Regions from separate parts of the Homo sapiens genome. Here region 1 is linked to region 2. The links are chromatin loops, found by intact Hi-C in ENCODE. Cell type or tissue: heart right ventricle. All regions are shown on one strand. Links, peaks and the distances in the headings refer to the core of each region. The heading gives the core; the rest is flanking DNA.

Evidence for each region. Hi-C counts contacts between places; a loop is a spot of excess contacts. Peaks named below come from ENCODE experiments on the same cell type or tissue, not always from the same donor. Only the 100,000 strongest peaks of a DNase experiment are listed, where the experiment ranks them.
Region 1: a loop joins it to region 2, with 4 times the contacts of the local background. A loop is called at or near these places in 31 of 110 quality-filtered maps.

What each region holds. Positions count from the first base shown.
Region 1 is chr12:15,265,057-15,274,430 of GRCh38, reverse strand. It overlaps LOC105369673 (a long non-coding RNA gene), which reads left to right. Exons shown (of 3, transcript XR_007063224.1): 3 at 5,289-5,492. Among named protein-coding and RNA genes, the nearest start is that of RERG, 48 kb to the right of the region's middle. In heart right ventricle, for the core only: a CTCF peak has its summit at 5,276 (motif pointing right); a DNase peak (open chromatin) is centred at 5,343.
Region 2 is chr12:15,147,271-15,156,644 of GRCh38, reverse strand. All of the region lies in intron 2 of RERG (RAS like estrogen regulated growth inhibitor), which reads left to right. It overlaps RERG-AS1 (RERG antisense RNA 1), which reads right to left and starts at 4,722. Exons shown (of 3, transcript NR_046559.1): 1 at 4,575-4,722; 2 at 2,305-2,405; 3 at 1,362-1,449. In heart right ventricle, for the core only: CTCF peaks have their summits at 3,976 and 4,960 (motif pointing left); a DNase peak (open chromatin) is centred at 4,018; H3K27ac peaks cover 1,160 bases.

The DNA.
Region 1 (9,374 bases), core at 4,308-6,807, 120 kb before region 2:
GGACAGGGATTGGCATTTCTTTCTTTTTTTTTTTTTAAAACAAAAGGGCTAGATAGTAGATTTTTTGGCTTTGTATGTAGGCTTTGCAGTTCCTGCAAAGAGAAAAGGAGAATGTTTCCACCAGTGAATACACACCTTCCCCAGGAACAAGCATGGAATTTGAACACAAAAATTTAACTTAAATTTTTTTTGCACAAATATGAAAAAAATTCTCTGCCTCCACATTAAAAGTTCACTGTTGTGAAGGTCAGTGATTTATGGCGCACACCCTGTTCTTCAGCTGTTTGGATTAGAAACTGGACTACACAACACCCTTTTCAGTTTCAGTTCACTTTAACCTAGGTCAAAGCTGTGTGGTGACTCCCGGCAGATTAAAGTTTGAGGGACTAATGTGTGGGTTCCCAAGTAAGTGCCCAGAGACTGTGGAGATTTAGATGGGGCCCATCTTACAACTGCTTTCACTTTCACACAATGGGAGATGAGAAATTAAATACGCTTTCATCAAAATGGACTAAATTTGACCCTCCCCACACCATTGCTTTGAATTGGGTTAAATCACTTATCATCTCTGAGACTCAGTTTCCTCAAATGTGAAACAATAACATGTCTCAGGATCTTTGGGAGCATTCCAGGGGATCAAGAAGATACAGGGCTGAGTTCATGGTTCACATCGATAAATATTGGCTTCCTTCCTCGGCCTCCGTTAGTTTTTCAGAGAAATGAAACTTTGTTTCCTGGTGCGTGCCTAGTGATAAATATATTCTTTATACAAATTTTTAAATTCTGCAATGCTGTAAAGAGACCATCATGCCCACAAGTAACCAGCTTTAGTGAATGAGCTGACTTAACAGGCACAACCTGAACACAGTCTTATGTTTTTCTTCCAACTACTACCTTCGGGTTTGCTCTGTCTTATTTGTCTTCATCCCTTAATGTATCTTGGTGATTCCACAGTTTTCCAGTCCCTTTTAGGTATTATAAGAATATTACGGCCGGGCGCGGTGGCTCACACCTGTAATCCCAACACTTTGGGAGGCCGAGGTGGGTGGATCACGAGGTCAGGAGATCGAGACCATCCTGGCTAACACAGTGAAACCCCGTCTCTACTAAAAATACAAAAAATTAGCGGGGCGTGGTGGCGGGCGCCTGTAGTCCCAGCTACTCGGGAGGCTGAGGCAGGAGAATGGCGTGAACCCGAGAGGCGGAGCTTGCAGTGAGCCAAGATCACGACACTGCACTCCAGCCTGAGTGACAGAGCGAGACTCCGTCTCAAAAAAAAAAAAATATATATATATATATATATTTTTTATATATATAACTAGTTATATATATAGTAGTTATATATTACTATATAAAATTACTAGTTATATGTAATATATACATATATTTTATATATATGCGTTTATATGTATATATATATTTTATGTATATATAAAATTAGTAATTTTTAGGTATTAAAATGCCTCGTCAAATAAAAATAAGACTTTTATCTCCCCTTTAGTTCAAAGCTTTTCTCCTTCTCTCAGCTTAGCCCTACTCATGGCCTGGGGACATGGAGTGGGGAAGGGAATGTGATCAGGGCCACACCTAGCACAAAGGACACCTGAGGATCTTCGGCTCCCAGTTAGGTGGGACAAGAGGGGAATTGGCTGGATTTCAGCAGCTGCTTGGGCCCCCTCACCAGACTCCTTTGTACAGGATGGATGCAGCTGAACGGGATGATGTTTCTGGAAGCTTTTGCTTGTTATTTGTGCCAGCTTTTTCACTTCTATTTCCCCGAATTTTATTTTGCTTCTGTTTCCAGACTGTCCAATAAGAGGCTTGTAGTCTTCTGAACATGGTGATTGGTTTAGGGACTAGTCACATGATTCCGTTAGGGCCAATCAGAACTAATTCTGGGATTTATATTGAAGCACCTTTAAAGATATACTCCTTTTTTTTTTTTCTCCTGCTGTGGTTGCTCAGAAGATGAAGCTACTGCCAATCATTTTGCTACCACAAACAGATACCCTGAAAATAAGATCAGCGCAAATAAAAAGCAGAACTAAGAGAGGAAGAGAGTCTTGACAATATCATATCAATACTCAGATTTATACATGTAGAAGCTAAGCCTCCTTATACTTCCTGATAATATTAGTTCTGGTTAGCACAACTTTCATGGTAGCATTCACTATCATGGAATGGTATTTTATATGGTAAATGTTTGTGTAGATGAGTGTTATATATACTCATCTAATCCTGACAACCACTCTGTTAGGTGTGTATTAATATCTTCCATTCTATAGATGAGAAATGGAGTAATAAGGAGGACACCAAAGTTTGTTCCAAGTCACATAGGTAGTAAGTAGCAGAGCCACGATGAAAACAGAAGTCTCAAGCTATGCTCCTGACCTGACATCATATTGGAGGATTTAACTTGGCTCTACCAATGTTGTTTTGAGTGCACACAGACACAGGACTTAGGAGAGAGATCAGAACTCAATGCAGAGCTGAAGCACTGAGAAAGCTAAAAGCAAAGTCACTCTGGGATAACAGGCAAAGTAAGAACTTGGCATTTTTCAGGTCTATTGGAGAAGGCGAAACCTTATAAAAGTATTGATGACAAAATCTAGAAGCAATTACAATTTTACATACTGAGAATCTTTTACAAATCGTGATAAAGGTTTTGGTACAAGAAAATGGGGTTGCAACACGAACTGGATCAGAACAGCATAGAAAATCTGGAGAAAATTCAATATCACTTTTAAAGCACAGGAAAAAACCCAAATGCAGATTGGCCAGTAACTAACTGAGACATTTTGTCTGCTATCTTATATTTTTACTTGTTCCGGATTTTATATATATATGTGTGCGTGTGTGTGTGTGTGCAGACACATATGTACACACACGTCTGTATAAAATATATATGTGAAAAAAATGCATATATGTATATATGTATAAATATATATATGTTCACACACACACATATATATAGAAAGAGTGAGGTTATGAAGTAAATTGCTCATATATACTATATATTGTATATGAACAATTTGTATATGTATATATACTAAATAAATGACTATAACTCTTATTCCATAATAGGGGTTTGATCTTTGGTCTTTCTCAATATATCACTAACTGGATGTTAGGAAATCCCAAGTTAATGAAATCCTTCTGGTATTGCTATCAAAAGACTGGATTGTTTATTCCTTGCCTGACTTTTGCAGCCTAATTTAAATACTTAATATAAACAATATTGACAGCTAATGGAATGCAATTTCAACAGTTTCTATCATTCTTTAGTAGAAGGGTGTAGGAATGAATTAATTTCCTATCACTGCCACAACGCATTACCACACATCTAGTGGCAAAGAAACAACACAGATGTATTAACTTGCAGTTCTCTAGATTAGGAGTTTGACATGGGTCTCACTGGGTGATATGGTTTGGATCTGTGTCCTCATCAATATCTCATGTTCGATTGCAATCTCCAGTGTTGGAGGTGGAGCCTGGTGGGAGGTGATTGGATCATGGGGGCAGTTTCTCATGAATGGGTTGGTACCATCCCCTCCATGAACCTCCCTGCAACTCTCTTCCTCCTGCTCTAGCCATGTGAGACATGCCTGCTTCCCCTTCGCCTTCCACCATCATTGTTAGTTTCCTGAGACCTCCCCAGAAGTGGAGCAGATGCTGTTACGCTTCCTGTACAGCCTGCAGAAACATGAGCCACTTAAACCTCTTGTTTTCATAAATTACCTAGTCTCAGGCATTTCTTTATAGCAGTGCAATAACGGACTAACATATTGGGCTAAAATCAAAGTGCCCTCAGGGCAGTGTTTCTTTCTGAGAATTATTAGGAAGAATCTGTTTTCTGGCCTTTTCCAGTTTTTAGAGGCTGCCCTCTTCACTCCTGGCCCTCTTTCTCCATCTGCAAAGCCAGCAAAGTCAGGCTGAGCTTCTTCTCATGCTACCACCTCTGGTGCTCTCTCCTGATTCTCTCTTCCACTTTTAAAGATCCTCATGATTACATTGGGCCCACCTCAATAAGCCAGGCTAAACTTTCTATTTTAAGGTCAGCTGATTAGCAACTATAATTTTATCAGCAACCTTAGCCTGACTTTGCTATGTGATATAGCATATTCACACATTCTAGGGGTTAGAATGAGGAAACAAAACATCATAGGTGTTTTTACATTCTGTATTTGCATGAGCTTCAAATACATGAAAATTATGCAGATCAGCTTCTTTATTGTGAATCTAGTTAATATTGTTTACATTTTTAAAAGACTAGTATATAAGATTCCTTAAAATGGTACATTTGATATCAGGTATCCTGGGATCAAATAAAATATTTCTATTATTTTTTATTCATTATTATTTCTATTATTCTACTACTATTATTATTACCTATTATTTCTACCTCAACTCATCCAGTATTAATTATCTTTTAAAAAAATTATAATTTCTTTTAATGAGTTGAACATTGTGATTCATTAATGATATGTTTATTTAACAGTAGGACATGTTTGTGGAAGATGATGTTTGTGTATGTAGTACTTGAATAAATTTTCTCACATGACACATAACATTTGATAAATTAGGAAATAGAATACAGTAGAAAAGATGACTAAATGATGTTATTTTGTAAAAATCGTAGACTTGACCGTTTTCTTTTATAAGCGTCTAATCATTCTCATGCAAAAGAAGAGAAATTCCATTATCCTATCTCTTATTCTAGCTAGAAAGTATACAACAGTGTGACTTCCAGCATAAAACAGATGAAGAAAATAATTGTTGACCAAATACACAAAGATGAAAGGAACATTAAATCTATAAAATCAATTTATTTGTACATTATGCTCAATATTCTTTTTTGCTCATCTATTTAATTCCATATGTATTCATTGAACACAAGGCAAGGCCCTCTTTAGTAATGAGGCACTATTGAGAAAACAGCTCCCAGGCAATAAAAGAGGTGGACATATATAAATGATGCTGATATGAACCAGCTGTGATAAATAGTATGACAGAAGTGGAAATCTTACTAGTGCACAAGCTGCATGAAGGCAGAGGTTTTACTAAACCCAAAGCTAAGAAATATACTCAATGATATGAATAGAATGTGCTATGGGAATATAAACAAGAAAACACAAAATGCCATGAGACAGCAGAGAGAAAAAAGGCTTAGACACCACGATTTTGGAAAGTTTCACACATTCAGAATTTAAGAAAAAATTGAGAATTGAAATGGGTTTCATGCTCCACCCTTGACTTCTAAAAATGTTATTATCCCTCTCTGACACTAGGTGGCACTACAGATGCAGGCATGGGCAGAAACACGTGAAAGATTTGTGCCTACCTACTTATGATGGGATTCTTCTGCCTCCTGCTGCACTTTGCCTGGGGTAGCCAGACTACAGGAAGACAAATGCTGAAAGGAATAATATCAGTGGGGATTTTGTTCAGGAACAGGAATTCTATCCCAAACTTGGATTTTAATCAATATTCCTTTGATTAAAGGTACAATTTTTAAATTAAAAATTTTCAAGACTTTAAGTTTGAATTATAAATCTTATTTTATTTTTACATTTAGTAACTTTGAAAAAATGCTTTTCTGAATTTGATATGTGAGATCAAATTCTTTTTCAAACAACACCATTTTATGTATTTAATAAAATTGCCTTGGATATGTTAAACTACAATGACAACTTTAATACATCTGTATTATCTCAAATGTTTAATTGACTAAGATATATACAGATTTTATTTTAAACACTCAAATACAGATCTAACAACATCTTGCTAAGTACTGAAATTGTAGAAATTGTAAATCAAGTAAATCAGACTTACAAACATAGTAGATCAAATTCTTCTAAGCATTTCCCAATGGCTTGAGGCCCAGACCACACACACAACACATCATGATTCCCTCCCTACTAACTAGACTAAACTGGAAATGATGCTATAGGCTCTTTTGTATGGTCACATTTTTTGTTTCCAGTGAACAGGGGCTTTCTAAAACTCAGTCTTTTCCTCTGAAATTAACTGCTTAATTTTATGTTTGCAATGCTGTGCCTTTCTCCTAGGTAACCTGTCCCTGACATTCAAAGGGGATTTTCCCAGCACTTTGGGAGGCCGAGGCGGGCGGATTGCCTGAGCTCAGGAGTTCGAGCCCAGCCTGGGCAACATGGTGATACTAAAATACAAAAAAAACCCAAAAAATTAGCAGGGTGTGGCACCTGTAATCCCAGCTACTCGGGAGGCTGAGGTAGGAGAATTGCTTGAACCCAGGAGGCGGAGATTGCGGTGAGCCGAGATCATGCCACTGCACTCCAGCCTGGGTGACATAGCAAGACTCTATCTCCATTAAAAAAAAAAAAAGGAGGGGGGTGATTTTCAGGTCCTGGTGCTTATAATCCCTTTTCTATAATTATTGTGTTATCTCTTCATATAGGCCTAGTGTGTGGTGATGGAATTTAGAACTCCTTCCTTAGGTTGGTTACATCCCTTTTTACTTTCATTGTATATGTGCCTCACTCATCCACACTTTACGGACGTTTAATTAATACAAGCCTATAACTTCCCTTTTATCCTAGAGCAAGGGAAGCAAAACTGTGTCTCAAATAGACTTCCCAGCACTGGACACCAGAGTCAAGAGGCACAGGTTTGAGCCTTTGATCAAAATGGTGCCAGACATCCAAGTCTCAGCAGTTGATCCTGAAATATGGTGAACTCTTCCAGCTTTGAACTCACTTCTGCTTTCACATGTTGTCTGCCCACCATGACCAAAAGTATCAGACATTTTTGTCTGGTACCAACAGCATCAGAGACTATCAGAGATCATATTCACTCAACCCTGTAATTCTACACAGAAGGGATCTGTGGTTTCTCTGTTGACCTGGTGGGCAGTGGTGGAGTTAGGACTAGAACTCAAGTATTATTTTCTTTCTCTGCAACTCCACTTGTATGAGATGCTGGTTTATAGGGACAACTTTTGTCTTATGTAGTTATAGAATATTAAAGAGTCATTTTGTCTAATCCACTTATTACGTAAAAGAAGAATCAATTGCCCCAAGAAGAATCAATTGGCATAGCTAGTGACCTTAGGGAATGACTTGATTTTGTGAGCTTTAATGATAGCTGCTATTTATTGAAAAAGTACCATGTACTAGAAATGTAACTGCTGTTTTCCATGTATAGCAATAATATTGTGAAAAAGGTATTATTGACTAATTAACAGATTAAGTAATTGAGACAAAAAGTTAGTTAACTTCTTTAAGGTAAGAAAAGAGATGAGGAGTCCAGGCGCGGTGCCTCCCACCTGTAATCTCAGCACTCTGGGAGGCTGAGGCGGGTGGATCATCTGAGGTCAGGAGTTCAAGACCAGCCTGGCTAACATGGTGAAACCCTCTCTCTACTAAAAATACAAAAATTAGTCAGGTGTGATGGTGCACAGCGCCTGTAATCCCAGCTACTCGGGAGGCCAAGGCAGGCAAATTGCTTGAACCCAGGAGGCAGAGGCTGCAGTGAACCCAGCATGCCACTCCAGCCTGGGTGACAGAGCAAGACTCTGGGGAATAAAGATGAGGAATTAAACTAGCGTTAACTCTTCTGAACTTGAAAGCCTCTCTATTATTAGCATTTTTGTTTAGTTTTAGTTTAGCTGGATTTTTTAAAAATATAGGACTTATCAGGAGTTTATTACCAAATTGTTATGGAAGTTATTTATAATCTCTTATCTAGGTAGTTTACTGATTTTTAAGTCAAATTTCAATTGACTGTCTGATATGGTTTGGCTCTGTGTGTCCCAACCCAATTCTTCATGTTGAATTGTAATCCCCATGTGTTGGAGGAGGAGCTTGGTGGGAGGTGATTGGATCATGGCGGGGGGGCCTCCCCCTTGCTGTTTTTGTGATAGAGTTCTCATGTGATCTAGTTGTTTAAAAGTGTGTAGCACTTCCCGCTTCACTCTCTCTGTCTCTTGCTGCCATATGAAGATGTGCCTGCTTCCCCTTCGCTTGCAGCTGTGATTGTAAGTTTCCTGAGGCCTCCCCAGCCATGCCTTCTGTATAGCCTGTGAAACTGTGAGTCAGTTAAACCTCTTTTTTTTTAATAAATTACCCAGTTTTGGGTAGTTCTTTATAGCAGCATGAGAATGGGCTAATAAACTGTCGTTCAATAATTTATATGACATAGGCCCCTGGATGGGGTCCTACAACAATGGCTTCTATTTATCTACAAGTAGACAGAGTGAGAAATAATTTTTATGTTCTAAGATTTCTGGAATACATCTTAGGATGTAGCCTCTGCATCTAATGGCATGTGGTGTAGGAGTCCATAGATAGGTAATCCTGGGCTGATGCAAGTGTTCAGCAATGCTTATTGGGATTTGGGTTTGGTCCAAGTTCTGCTCCACAATCCATGATATGTTTGCTTTAGTCCCCATGCTTGCTGCATCACACCTGCCAACATCTCCACAACATTCTGTACAAGCAGAAAAGATCCCTTTGTGTCAAGAAAGCAAAAGTTTTCCAAGCAGCCCTACCCAGCAGACTTCCACTTTTGTCTCTCCCCACTTCCATAGAGGCTCCTTAAGTTACTAGGGGGAAGAGAATTATGAGGAAGGGTTGGCTCAGGCATCACACAGAAGATTTTGGATTACCAAAAACCTCTGAAATTTAGAAAAAAAAAAGAGTGATCCTGAGGTAAAAATGCAATGATAAATTCCGAAAAGTATAATCCCATTTATATCCTTATCACTTCAGCAGAACCAGGAAATAGTTGCAGGCCTGCCCTCTCTAGAGCACTATGCCAAGTTGAGTGAGAGGCCAACTCCACAGAAGAGGGATAGTCTATAATCTGTCTCACAGAGGGATTCGTTCTTGAGGATGCATACTTTCACATGACAGTTTTTTAGAAGTAAATCAAGGTAACCACTGACATACTCATTCGCACTAAGTTGAATGTAGAAAATTTCTTCCTCAAGTTTTAGAGCAGACCTCATTTATGCACATTTTTGTATGAAAAAATATATACCTTAAAAGTATATAAAAAAGAAAAAGTATAATTGCACAAGCATGTCAAACAACGACTGGCACAAGGGGAGCAGATACTACTAATTCCTTACCAAATATCTATCTTCTTCTTTTTTCTTAAACAGAATCTTGTCATTGTTGCTGTTTTTACTCTTCTGGACTGTGCATTTAGAGGTAGGCAAGTGACAAATTTCTACCTAAAGATTGAAGCCATTGGGTGGGACTTCCCCAAATAGAAAACAAAGATTAGAATTTTTAAATTGTGAAATATAACTAGAGAAAAACAAATAATGTGCTGATTTGGTTTAACAAATAATCATAAAGCAAACACTTATGTAACCATCTGTATCATATTTT
Region 2 (9,374 bases), core at 3,927-6,426:
CAACTATTAGAGATTTTCTGAACCTAGTAATTTCATTAACAAGCATTCCCCAAGTCTACAGGGCAAATTTTTTGATACTCACAATGTTACTTCTTGTGAAAATTTTGAAGTGATTTCTGAATCATCAGAGAGATAGAGATTAAAGTGACACTGTTTTAAAAGTTGGTAATTATCATACAATTGCATGAAAGCTGATGTGGTATTTGTGGTAAACTTCCGTATTAGGATGGGTAAGCCTGTATGGCAGGGTTCTTAACCTGAACTCCAGATCCAGCAAAGGGTCCACAGGTAGATTTCAGGGGGTCTGTGAACTTGTATGGGAAAACATTTCATCTACATTTTCATGCACCCTTAAATGACATTTGGCACTGCCTTCCATGATGAATGTAGAAACAAATCACAGTGTTAGCAATACCTGTGACTTTGTCCCTAATAGAAATGATGGATATTTCCATTCGTATCAGTTGTTGCTGATATCTCAAAATGTTATTTTTCGTCATCATTAATGTGAAATCATAATTAATAAGCTCAAGACCAGATTATATTGAACATATTAATAAAGAATGTAATTACTATATCACCTATTTATTTTAAAAAATGTTTTTCTAACAGTATATCAATATTTATAAATATATATATATATTTTTTTATTATACTTTAAGTTTTAGGGTACATGTGCACTTTGTGCAGGTTAGTTACATATGTATACATGTGCCATATTTCATCATAGTTGATTTTATTTGTAATGACATATATTTTATATATATTTAAAAAGTATTATTATGAGAAATAGTTCAAAGGCTGTGCACAAATGGTTTACAGCACAAAAGGGGTGAAAGATCCAGCTCTATAATATAAACTTCATGGTAGCCCTAGTGGAGAATACCCTTGCTTAACAACTGGCTGTTTTCAGAGTCCCCTGGGGGCCCTGCAGTGACTCCAGGAGTAGAGAAAGGCTGTAAATGCTAGAACAAGATAATTGTCAGGTACTACCAAGAAGCCCTACCCAGCCTTCCCAATTAGAAGACAGGAGTCCCCCAATCCCAACCACTTTCAGGTCCTAGTTTCTGCCCAACCCCATTACCTGTTCTTCTTACTCAATTTTAATGAAAGCAGCTCTACTGGCAGCAACTTCATTGTGACCCCAGTGCTCTGGCAAGCTGGGCCTGTGTCAGCAGGCCACAGGGGTGGATGAGAGCCAAGACTTTTGTGATTGCCTCTACCCTCATTTTCCTGTGGAAACACAGCTCAGAAGGACTATGCTGGAGGGTTGATCAGCTTGGTTATGTATTTGCTTTGCGGAAACCTTAAGTTGTCCTTTTATGTGTCACTTTCTCTCATTTCATTTTTTTAATCCTTTATTTTCCAACAGGCAGGTTCTGGTCACACCTACCCAGGTGGCACCAGGTGTGTGCATGTTTTTCCAAAAGTTACAATGCAGCATAGACACTGGAAAATGAAGATGAAAAAACACAGTGGTGTTAGATTACTTCATATACTTCAACACCATGCCTGCTTTTTCCTTTTTTTAATTGCTTGTTTTATATTCTTTATTTAGTTTTTTCCAGTCTGAATATCTCTTAGCTGAGTTTCTTATCCCAATTAATCATTTTATACATACACTGGTTTCTTTTCCAAGTCTCTTTGTAAAGCAAGAATCAATATGAGGTGTCAGTGTCTAAAGCCTTCACACTTAGCAACTTAACATTTTAAAAAATGAAAATATATAATACTACAATTTCATTTAAATTAACTATTCTGAAGCTCCTCCATCAAATATTAGGAAAGACCCTTTTAAAGTTTAATACATTTTTAAAATTCTAGGTATGAAAATTCTGTTTACATAATAGTCTTTAAGTTGCTGTCTCACCTAAATAAGACACAGAGGCAGTGTTTATGAATATGATTGCCGAGTGAGATTGAGACAAATTTCAACCTACATTGATTGTCCTATTTGGCAGGAGACCAACGAGCTGCCACATAATGTACGCACCAGAAGACTGGCTATGTTCTTTGGCCATCAGCGGATGTCCATGGTTGCTGCCTATAATTGCAGTGTTTTTCCCATTCTGCAAATTTCTCATTAATCAGGTTACTTTAGCTATTTGGCCAAATTTTCCTCGAAGAAAATGAAATACAATCAATCCCTGATTCTTTTCTGATTATTAGAGACACTGCTCTCCTTCATAAGGAACAATAATCAAAGTAGAATTTATATTTGGCTTCATAATGCAATATGTGAGTTTTTCCAACAGATTTGCCCTCTTAATTGCTTTGGTCTGGCAAACTTTAAAAGGAACTTGCCTTACGTGGATGGCAGTATGAGGTTGTCCAGAACTGAACCGGGTGGTTGGCAATCTGAACAAAGCTTCTGTGCTTTATTGATTGCCAGGGAGACTCGGGGGCTAAATGGCAAGCCAAAAGACAAGGATTCAGAATATATAACTGTACTAGTTTGCTAGCACTGCCTCAACAAAGTACCACAAGCTGGGGGGCTTAAACAACAGAAATTTACTGCCTCATGCTTCTGGAGGCTAGAACTCCAAAATCAAGGCGTCAGAAGGATTGGTTCCTTCCAAAGTCTGTAAGGGAGGATCTGTTCCCTGCCTCTGTCCTAGCTTCTGGTAACCTCAGGCCGTCCTTGGCTTGCAGATGGTGTTCTCCTTATGTTTCCATATCATCTCTCTGTGTGTGTCTGTCTCTGTGTCCAAATTTCCCCATTTCATAAGAACATAGTCATATTTAATCACTTAGGGCTTACTCCAATGAAATCATCTTAGCTTGATCATCAACAAAGATCTTATTTTTAAATAAGGTCACATTCACAGATACTAAGATTAGGACTTCAGTGTCCTTTGAGGGGACACAATTCAACCCATAACACTATCTATCTTGAAAAATCACCAGAGAGGATAATTTATAGCCATTGGTAAAATTTATGCAAATCATACAATTTCCCTTCAGTCAATGCATTTATTCTGGGTGCCATATTTAGATGATAGGCTGCCAAAAGTAATGCACCGTGAATATTCTTTTTCTTTATATTATAAAAGCTATTCAATTACTCCTGGATTTTCCAGGAACTATGGTTCTCTAGTTCCTTATAAATCTCAATGGTATTTTTCTGAATCTTACTGCTTTCCTTTTATTTATAAATACTAGACTCTCCCACTTTAAGCAAATTTCTAAAGACTGGGGTAAAAGATCTCTTTTGTGAGCAAAGTGCATGTCTAGGGCCCTGTTATTTAAGAAATTTAAGATCATCAATTTCAAACATTCAAAGCCTATACTGCTGGTTCATATTTTTCACTATCCAGAACAGTAATCTTCACAATGGTTAGCTGTGTTCTCTAAAAGTCGCAGATAATTGTTATCACATTTAAAATCAAGCACCCATCACAACTCCCCAGTTCTTTCTTTTAGGAAAACCTAAAGAAACCTTGGATGACCTTAAGACTCTATGGAAAAGCTGGAAAAACACTGACCCAGAAAACAAATGTGTAACAAGTCACATTTTTTCCATTACTTAAGGGAAATTGTGGTGCGAATTTTTTTCTTAATCTCTCTGCTAAGTGTAAATATGTGACTCACCCGAACTACCTCATTCTTAGACCATAAATATTAGGAGTGATGACTTATAAGGGGCTCATGTTCATGTGTGGTAAGTAAATACTTGTCTGCACATATTAATTTAACAAGAAAATGGCATTTTCCTAAGTAGCATAACATCAGAAACAGTAGAGAATTTAATATAAGTAAAAAGCAGTGTTATATTTTAAGAAAATTACTATGATGAAAGAATTCATTTTTTTCAAAGAGTAATATAATAATATTAGGCTTTAATACCTAAGAACATGCATGCTAGATCTGGTTCCAATCCAAAAAAGTTCTATGAAACTTCAAATACCATGTGAAGGTTAACTTTTAAAAATACATTTCTTCAGAGCAAATTTCTATTCCTAGTCCATGCGAAACCACAGGGTGGTGCTCCAGCTGGACTGGTTTCCTCAATTCAAGTTATCCTTGTCCAGTTTCCTTCTTAGGGCACTGCTACATGAAAACCTGATGTGTTCTGTGTTCTTGCAGCAAACTCCTACTGTGTCCTATCTTGGCTCAGGCAGGACAAAATGAAGCTCTCCATCTCTAGGAGGTGGCTTGCTTCAGAGCCTTCTCTGTCCAAAACAAGAGTTTTTTCCATATTGTTTCTCTCTAGGCTTTTGAAATTAGAGGGGAAACACTATGGATAATAGCTTCAGAAAATATGAAAAGCTCACCTATTACAGCAGATGGGACTGAAGTATCAGTCCATATCTAAGGCAGGTGAATTGGTGCATTTGAAGCATTCCAAGTCAGTAGGACAGCCAGAAATATGAAATGAAAAGCACTAGTTTTCCTTAGCAATGAAATTTTGACTCCTATGACTTTGCTAATGCTGTGTTCTGCTTTCCTTTCTGCCTATTCTATTTGTACAACCTTCTGTGCCTTCCTCAGATGGCTTTCCAAAACATCTGTGGGCAATATTCCCTTCACTGAACAGCAATGGTACTTTAAGTGCAAAACAAAACAGCATTTACCTTTTGCAATTTATAGTTCCTGGGTTATTTCATGTGCCTTGTGGTTATCTCAGGAGCCCTTTATTAATCTCCGAACTGTAGGCAAGAAGGTGGTCTTGTTGTCATGGTAATAACTTCAGTACTTAGCACATGGAACGCAGCATTTATTGTAAAATACTTTTCCAATCAAATGGTTGCAGCAGTTTTAGAAGTCATAACAGTAAGGGTAGCATGCAGTTCATGAATTCCTTCATCAGGAGGAAAAGACTGACCTGATTTATAAAGGAAAAGGAAGCATAATAAAAGTGGAATTCTGTTAACCTAACCATATTAGTTCTCTTTGCTTAGAGTTAGGGGGTGTCCAATCTTTTCCAAGAAAACTTTGTATATTCTGGCAGTGCCCTCTGGTGGATGATTTACTATGATCCACTACCATTCAGTTCCTGGACATTACATTTCACCTGAAAGATTTCTACCTTTTGTTACCACTTAGCATTTTTCCCCCCATCTCAAGATGAATAGTGTTTTCTTTCAAAGTTTCTTGAATATCTACATCTACAATCTACAACAAATGCCACTGGATTGTGGTTTGTAAGGAATATCTAAGGTGAATTCCAGCAAAGTGAATATCAGTTTCTACCACTTATTACTTTCAAAGTCATTAAATTGCTAATATGGGTGCAATTTGGCTGTTGCGTGGAAACACTTGGCTTGGGTATGTTTATGTAAATGGTTCAAAGCTGTGGACTGTGTATCTGGCAAGCTGCTTCTAAGAAACAAAGGAGAAATAGGCATGTTTTCCATTTAAAAGACATGTGGTTCTTATTGACTTACCGAGATTGGTTTTTGTTTTTGCTTTGTTTTATTTTCAAAGTCAGTTTTCCACTCTAAGATTAAGTGTGTTCATTATAGAAAACGTAGAAAATACAGAGGAAAAAAATCACCCATAGTCACAACAAAACCAAGACTGATTTTGGATGTAGCCTACGGAGGTAGAATGCTCCCCTGGGGTAGATTTTAGAAACAGGCTGTAGTGGACCAAAGGGGAGCATGGCATTAAGTTTCCACAAGCTGTTTTCTGTATTTATAAAGTACAATAACAATATTGCATGTATTATGTACTTTCATTTTCTGTCTCAAATTAGGTATGGAGATTGCATAATAATAATAGCAGCCATTTATTTAGCACAGAATTTCAAAGCCTAACCCTAGAGTTGCCCTTTGCCTCCTGGTGAACAGCAGTTCAGCCCACACTCAATTCTTCCCTATAACCTCCCACATCTCTGCCAGGATTTATTCTTGTAATAGTAATAACTGTTGTTTAACAGGTCCTCATTACACAAGAGAATGCAGCGATTAATATGCAGCCTGTTTGAATTCCAATTCTGGCTTTTCCACCTAATAGCTGAGAGATCTTGGATGAGTAATTAAAGTCTCTGCTTCAGTCTCCTTCTTTGTAAAATAAAGGCCCTGCCACACAAGGTTTTTTGGAGAAAACTAAGTCCCTAGAACAGATCTGGGAACATAAATGTTAGTTATCATTGTTAACATATTACGATGATATATTAGACATGATACTAAGTTCCTTATTACGCCATTTACTCCTCATAACAATCCTATGAGTTAGATATTCTTTATCCCTGTTTCAGGTAATGAAAATGAAACAGAGAGCTCCAATGACTTGCCCAAATCACACGGCAAGTTACAATGTTGAGCCTAGATATGAGCCTACATTTGACGGTCTATAAAGTTTCAGCTCGCCATCTTGTTTTGGCTCTGATAGGTTAGCTATTATTTTGCTTGTTTGTTTAATTTGTATTGAAGTATAAAATATATTTAATATATAAAAATGCATATTACACAGTTTACACTGTGTAAATATTCCCAAATGAAAAACTCCTGAGATATCATCACTGCATCTTTACCAGATCCCATCCAAAGGTGACTACTAAGCTCCCTTCTAATATCATAGCTGTGGTCCAAAAGTGAGCAGTCTTGGCCTTGTACCTACTCTCCCTCCCCGTCCTTTCCCCCAGTAGCCTTCAGGGGGGTTCACAGACCAAAGTAGCATAGTAGGAGAACCACTGTCTATACCCTGCATATGCAAATGCATTCATCTCAGTGGGTTGTAACTCTCAGGAAGGAAGGATTCTAAGGCCATAGAGCGCAAAGGAAAGTATGACATGATCGATTAGTAATGTCTATCATAGTCACGAAACGAGGATGGTGGAGATCTGTAGGCTGGTCCTAGACACCATTTATGAACAGAAACAACTTTTCTTTAAAGTATTTTATTTTCTACCATTTCTAAATCCAGTATCCATGTGAATTGGCATGTTGGCATAATCATGCTGTTGGCTATTTAGTACAAATAGGCTAAATATTAACCTAAGAATCATCTATGTGCATGTAACTTTCTGCATTTGTCCAATAGATCTTTTGAGAGAAATTACTGGAAGTGGAATTCCTTTCATTAAAGTCTCCACCCTCTTCTATAGAAGTAGCACTTTTCCCCTCCAGTATGCAACACAGGTCACATTCTGCCATGAACTAGTATTGTTAATGAACATCTTTCTCCCCATCAGAACTGCAAAGCCCTTGAGTACTAATTCTGTCTTGTGCTTTCATGTATCATCCACCTCCCCTCCCACCAGTGCCTAGCACTGGTGTTTTCTTTGTTCATAGTAGATGTGGATACATTTTTTTGGCTTTAAATATAAAGATACATTTTACTATTAATATTTTAAAATATGTTAAGAATTAAGTATCAGAATTCAGTCTATATAAGGAAAGCCTGAGATGAAGTGATAAAAAATAGATGAAAAAGTCTTGATTTTTCAGAAAGAACAAATAAGCAAATAAACACAGCCCTGTTTTTCTCAGTCACTATTAGATATTGAACATTAAGAGTTAAAGGACTGCAGGCTGGGCGCGGTGGCTCACGCCTGTAATCCCAGCACTTTGGGAAACCGAGGCGGGCGGATTACGAGGTCAGGAGATTGAGACCATCCTTGCTAATACAGTGAAACCCCGTCTCTACTAAAGAATACAAAAAATTAGCCGGGCGTGGTGGCGGGCGCCTGTAGTCCCAGCTACTCGGGAGGCTGAGGCAGGAGAATGGCATGAACCCAGGAGGCGGAGGTTGCAGTGAGCCGAGACGGCGCCACTGCAGTCCAGCCTGGGTGACAGAGCTAGACTCTGTCTAAAAAAAAAAAAAAAAAAAAAAAAAAAAAAAAAAAAAAAACAGAGTTAAAGGACTGCAAATGAATTTAATGAAACTATTGCCCAAATGATTGATGTTCATGTACAGACCAAAATTTCAGTGCTAAATAGACATGTTAATAATGATGCTGGAATATACGAGTATTTAAAAATCTCCAAATTCCTGGGGAATTAGTAGTTGTAATAAAAGTGACTTCTTCTCATTCACTTCATGACTCCTTAATGTCTCTGCACTTGCTTGGTATCAGCGGCTTATTTAACAAGTCACTGCACATAACTTGTATTCCTTAATAATTAATACACTTAAAGTTTCCTATGCTTACATGGATAGAAATGTTTTCCCAGTGTCTTAAGTTTGATTCTTGCAACACTCATCTCTGTGTTCTTTCAGAAACAGGAGGCTCACTGTAGCTGACCAGCACTGGCATGGTCCTTCATTTGCTGTTTGTTTTTTAGGTCATTTCCCCCCCGCATTTCTACCTTCTTTATTCGCACCTTCTTTATTCACACCTTCTTGTTTTATTCCAATTAACATTCCCAATCTTCCTTTTGAAAATCCCAGAAGTCCCCATCATGGCCAGTCTGCCTAGCCTTCTGGGTGTCTTCTGACTTTATTACTTATAGTTCACTTGTAATTTGTTTTGTTTTGAATCCACCTACATACAGCCTTGTATTTTGGATGTTTTCTCTCTCTGGCTTTTTTCTCTCAGGTCACGTTATCTAAGAATATATTCCACTCACTCCCTGGGCTATAAGGATATAATTACACTGGTCAGAAAGACTCCCTGGCTTTGGTTTGCAGAATATGACCTTACATAAATATTATATATCAAAATGATTAAAATCTAGGTCTGCAAATGAACATCATTTCAAATTTGCAGTGTTTTCTTGCGTCTAACCACTCTGTAAGTGGAGATTCGAGATTTGGACACTCTTCCATGTTATTCTGGGAGAATCTGATATATGTTTTACATGTTTCATGTACATGGATTAATATTATCCATTAAGACTCACAGATGTGCTGTCCAATTCCTGAGACTTATTTTTGATTGTATAGAACTGGTAGGATTCCTTTGAATTTTAAATAAACATACATTTTCCCAAGTAGTAAACAACTCCATGGTCTCTCTCTTTTTGGTTCAACATCTAAATACATAAATTTCTTATAATCTACCTTTTAGTTTGCTCAGCTCTGATCCTTAATTGAACATTCTGGGTTAATATTGTGTTTGTTGTTGAATGTTCCTAAACAAGTTGTCACATTTTGAAACAAGTGTTCTAGATTAGTGGGCATAATTTCAGATACATGTTCTCTATGTATATGTATTTTAAAACAAAGTTTCAATTTCCTTGCTGCCCTCGGTATTCTTAAAAATAAATATACTTATGTAGAACTACAGTTAGAAAGTGATTCCAGTTTTTCTCTATCTTTATTCAGATTGTTTTGTACTGAATTAAGTAAAAATTTTTCCCCCAAATACCCATCTCATTTGGCTTGTAAAGACTGTTTTAGTGAAAGAATGTTACAAAATGTTTTTTTGCTGAAAGCAAATTTTACAACAGAAATGATGTTCATTTGCAAACCTGGATTTTAATCAT